Linked DNA regions of Homo sapiens: region 1 is linked to region 2. Evidence: read pairs that join two places in POLR2A ChIA-PET (ENCODE). Cell type or tissue: Panc1. All regions are shown on one strand.

The links. ChIA-PET counts read pairs that join two places held together with the same protein. Peaks named below come from ENCODE experiments on the same cell type or tissue, not always from the same donor. Only the 100,000 strongest peaks of a DNase experiment are listed, where the experiment ranks them.
Region 1: POLR2A ChIA-PET joins it to region 2 with 9 read pairs; 12 of 35 experiments call an interaction of 5 or more read pairs at or near these places.

Annotation. Positions count from the first base shown.
Region 1 is chr19:55,403,452-55,405,951 of GRCh38, reverse strand. It overlaps UBE2S (ubiquitin conjugating enzyme E2 S), which reads left to right. Exons shown (of 4, transcript NM_014501.3): 3 at 1,474-1,664. Among named protein-coding and RNA genes, the nearest start is that of SNORD157, 2.0 kb to the right of the region's middle. RefSeq lists enhancers at 1,129-1,629, 1,630-2,130. In Panc1, no CTCF peak of the experiment used is centred here; no DNase peak of the experiment used is centred here; H3K4me3 peaks cover 487 bases; H3K27ac peaks cover 320 bases.
Region 2 is chr19:55,192,013-55,194,512 of GRCh38, reverse strand. All of the region lies in intron 10 of PTPRH (protein tyrosine phosphatase receptor type H), which reads left to right. Among named protein-coding and RNA genes, the nearest start is that of SYT5, 13 kb to the right of the region's middle. In Panc1, no CTCF peak of the experiment used is centred here; no DNase peak of the experiment used is centred here.

The DNA of each region.
Region 1 (2,500 bases), 210 kb before region 2:
CTGGCAGGGGGAAGAACCCAGAGGCCAGCCAGGAAGCTAGCCTTGGAGATGGGATGAGATTCAGGGGAGGACCTAGCAGGCCGGTGCTCAGGCTGCTGATGGGCTAGGGGAGGGACAGTATTTTGACCCAAGCAAGTGGGTGAGTGGGAGAGGCGTTCACTGGGTTGGGAGGCTGTGGAATTAACAGACAGTTGGATCCTTGATCTGAAAGGCATATAAATGGGCATCTTATAGGAAAGTGCGTACTTGGGTCCCTGCCACCTGGGAAGGGCCTGTGACTGGAGTGGTCAGTTGGGCTGAGACGGGGGATCCAGGAGGGTGCAGACGAGCTTGATAGTGACACAGGTGGGGGCTGCAAGATGGGCATCATCTCTGAGGTTTTGGGGGAGGTCCTGTGGCCCCCTAGGAACCCAGCCATTCTTGCTCTTTTTTTTTTCTCTCTCTAAACGGAGTCTTGCTCTGTCGCCTAGGCTGGAGTGCAATAGCACAATCTCTGCTCACTGCAACCTCTGCCTCCTGGGTTCAAGCAGTTCTCCTGCCTCAGCCTCCCAAGTAGCTGGGATTACAGACGTGCACCACCATGCCCAGCTAATTTTTTGTATTTTTAGTAGAGATGGGGTTTCACCATGTTGGCCAGGCTGGTCTCGAACTCCTGACCTTGTGATCCGCCCGCCTCAGCCTCCCAAAGTGCTGGGATTACAGGTGTGAGGCACCGCGCTTGGCTTTTTTTTTTTTTTTTTGGAAACAGAGTTTCGCTCTTGTTGCCCAGGCTGGAGTGCAGTGGCGCGATCTCCGCACACTGCAACCTCCCCATCCCGGGTTCAAGGGATTCTTCTGCCTCAGCCTTCCGAGTAGCTGGGATTACAGGCATGCACCACCACGCCTGGCTAATATTGTATTTTTAGTAGAGACGGGGTTTCTCCATGTTGGTCTGGCTGGTCTTGAACTCCTGACCTCAGGTGATCCACCCGCCTTAGCCTCCCAAAGTGCTGGGATTACAGGCGTGAGCCACCACACCTGGCCTCTTGCTCTTAAGAATTCTACAGCCTGACTGGGCATGGTGGTTCACGCCTGTAATCCCAGCACTTTGGGAGGCTGAGGTGAACAAATTGCTTGAGCCTAGGAGTGCAAGACCAGCTTGGGCAACATAGTGAGACCCTATCTCTTAAAATAAAAAAGTAGCCAGACCTGGTGGCATGCCCGTAATCCCAGCTACTTGGCAGGCTGAGATGGGATCACCTGAGCCCAGGAATTGCAGGCGGCAGTGAACTGAGATTGTGCCACTGCACTCCAGCCTGGGTGACACAAGAGACCTTATTTCAAAAAAAGAAAAAAAGAATCCTCCAGTCTGTTGGCAGAGTTGGCGGGGCACCCACCTGCATCACAATCAGACCGTGGAGACTGGACTTTGGGGTGTTGAGGTGCCTTGGGACTCCTGAGTGCCCTGACCCTGTACCCCTCCCTCCACTCCAGAGGGGACCCCATATGCTGGAGGTCTGTTCCGCATGAAACTCCTGCTGGGGAAGGACTTCCCTGCCTCCCCACCCAAGGGCTACTTCCTGACCAAGATCTTCCACCCGAACGTGGGCGCCAATGGCGAGATCTGCGTCAACGTGCTCAAGAGGGACTGGACGGCTGAGCTGGGCATCCGACACGTACTGCTGGTGAGTTCTGGGCTGGGGCTGGGCCTCCTGCCTCCTGCCTCTGGAGGTCTGCTGGTGTCTGAGCCATAGCGCTTTGTTTAGTTTTTCTGAATCAACTCTGAAGTGGTTGAAGGTTTCCACATAAAAATCCATGTTGCTAGCTTTCCTGGAAAGACAAACAGTGCCAGACCCAGGACACCCAAGTACTGTTGAGAAGTGCCCAGGAGCACCTTACTATGCAACGAGTGGTGAGTTTGTATTGTAGGATGGTTTTTCTCTTCTCCCTTTTTTTTAAAAAACAAGGATAGGGTAGGCCAGGTGTGGTGGATCACTTGAGCTCAGGAGTTCGAGACCAGCCTGGCCAACATGGTGAAACCCTGTCTCTACTAAAAATGCAAAAATTAGCCGGGCATGGTGGCACATGCCTGTAATCCCAGCTACTTGGGAGGCTGAGGCAGGAGAATCGCTTGAGCCTGGGAGGCAGAGGTTGCAGTGAGCCGAGATCGCGCCACTGCACTCCAGCCTGGGTGACAGAGTGAGACTCTATCTCAAAAAAAAAAAAAAAATAAGATAAAAAATAAAACAGGAATGGGGTCTCATTTGTTGCCCAGGCTGGTGTCAAACTCCTGAACTCAAGTGATCCTCCCACCTCGGCCTCCCAAAGTGCTGGGCTTATAGGAGCCAGCCACTGCGCCTACCCTGTAGGACAGTTTTCTGACAGGTGGAGGTCAAGGGTCTAGTTAGAAGCTCTTTCTTTCTTTTCTTTCTTCTTTCTTTCCTTTTTCTTTCTTCCCTTTCTTTCCTTTCTTTCTTTTTGTTTTAAAGATACTGGCTCTTTGTTGCCCAGGCTGGAGTGC
Region 2 (2,500 bases):
ACTGAGGGTTGATGTGGTGACCAGTGGATGCTGTTTGAACTGGGCTTTGCCAGACCCCATTGCTTAGAAAGTTCTCTCCCTTAGTAACAAGGATCCCTGAGAGAACAGGTCCTCTAGTCCAATTCTGTGAGGCCAAGTCCATTCTGTGAGGCCAAGTCTCCCGTACAGGTTGTAAGACCCTTCAGTTCCCTGTCAACAAACACACTCTTCCCAGGATTGCTGAGAAGCTGCAGCTTGGGGGCCTTCAAGGCTGATGAAGATGGGCCATAGGCTTGAGCCTACCCTAAGACGAGACATCTAATGACAGATCTTGGGAGAACTGTGCCATCAGAGCCTGAGAGCACCCATAGACACCACCAGATCAGCCAGGCGCGGTGGCTCACGCCTGTAATCCCAGCACTTTGGGAGGCCGAGGCGGGAGGATCACCTGTGGTTGGGAGTTCGAGACCAGCCTGACGAACATGGAGAAACCCTGTCTCTACTAAAAATACAAAAAATTAGCTGGGCGTGGTGGCGCGTGTCTGTCATCCCAACTACTCAGGAGGCTGAGGCAAGAGAATCACTAGAACCCAGGAGGCGGAGGTTGCGGTGAGCCGGGATTGCACCATTGCACTCCGGCCTGGGCAAGAAGAGCAAAACTCCGTCTCAAAAAACAAACCAAGAAAAAAAAAAAAGACACCACCAGATCTGGGTAGGCTCCGCTGCCGGGGAGTCCTTCCCCAGCCAGCAGGACCTCTGAGAAGATGAAGCCTCAATCTGGGGAGAACAGAAGCCGTCCATGCCAGGGATGATTTCACAACCAGCAAAGTGTTTCCCCCGCCTCGGCACTACAGACGTTTCCGGCTAGATCCTTCTTTGTTGTGGGGGGGCCGTCCTGCGCATTGTAGGATATTGAGCTGCACCTCTGCTTCCCACCCACTATGTGCCAGCAGCACTCCCACTTCCAAGCTGTGACAACCAAAAGCGTCTCCAGACATTGCCCGGTGTCTCTTTGGGAGCAAAATCACCCTTGTTGAGAACCACTAGTCTAAGCTAAGGAAGGCAAGAATCACTTTTTTGTTTTGTTTCGTTTTGTTCTTTTTTGAGACAGGGTCTCACTCTGTTGCCCAGGCTGGAGTGCAGTGATACGATCATGCCCACCACAGCCTCCACCTCCCAGGCTCAAGTGATCCTCCTGCCTCAGTCCCCTGAGTAGCTGGGACTACAGGCATGTACTACCATGCCCAGCTATTTTGTTGGGGTTCTTTTTGTTTTGTTTTGCTTTCTTTTTCTTTTTTTTTTTTTTGAGACAGAGTCTCACTCTATCACCCAGTCTGGAGTGCAGTCGTGCAATCTCAGCTCACTGCAGCCTCCACCTCCCGGGTTCAAGTGACTCTTATGCTCAGCCTCCTGAGTAGTTGGGATGACAGGTGTGCACCACCATACCCAGCTAACTTTTGTTTTTTTAGTAGAGACTGGGTTTTGTTATGTTGCCCAGGCTGGTCTCAAACTCCTGGGCTCAAGTGATCCACCCACCTCAGCCTCCCAAAGTGTTGGGATTACAGGGGTGAGCCACCATGCCTGGCCAGGAGTCACTCTTCAGCAACCAGGTCACCTGTGAAAATGATGGATAGTTGACCCTTGAACAATTGTCCCCTACACAGTAGAAAATCTGCATATAACAGCCGGGCATGGTGGCTCATGCCTATAATCCCAGCACTTTGGGAGGCTGAGGCAGGTGGATCACGAGGTCAGGAGATCAGGACCACCCTGGCTAACACGGTGAAACCCCAACTCTACTAAAAATACAAAAAATTAGCCAGGAGTGGTGGCGGGCACCGGTAGTCCCAGCTACTCAGGAGGCTGAGGCAGGAGAATGGCGTGAACCCGGGAGGCAGAGGTTGCAGTGAGCCGAGGTCGCACCACTGCACTGCAGCCTGGGTGACAGAGCAAGACTCTGTCTCAGAAAAAGAAAAAGAAAAAAAAATCTGCACATAACTTTTGACTCCCCCAAAACTTAACTACTAATAGCCTACTCTTGATTGGAAGCCTTACCAATAACATAAACAACATACATTTCATCTGTAATATGTACTACATACTGTATTCTTTTTGTTTGTTTGTTTGTTTTTGAGACAGAGTCTTGCTCTGTTACCCAGGCTGGAGTGCAGTAGTGTGATCTGGGCTCACTGCAAGCTCCACCTCCCGGGTTCACGCCATTCTCCTGCCTCAGCCTCCCGAGTAGCTGGGACTACAGGCGCCCACCACCACGCCCTGCTAATTTTTTGTATTTTTAGTGGAGATGGGGTTTCACCGTGTTAACCAGGATGGTCTCGATCTCCTGACCTCGTGATGTGCCCATCTCCGCCTCCCAAAGTGCTGGGATTACAGGCGTAAGCCACCGCGCCCGGCCGTACTATATGCTGTATTCTTATAATCAAGTAGCTAAAGAAAAAAATGTTACTAAGAATATCCTAAGGAAGAGAAAATGTACTCGCTATTTATTAAGTAGATCATCATA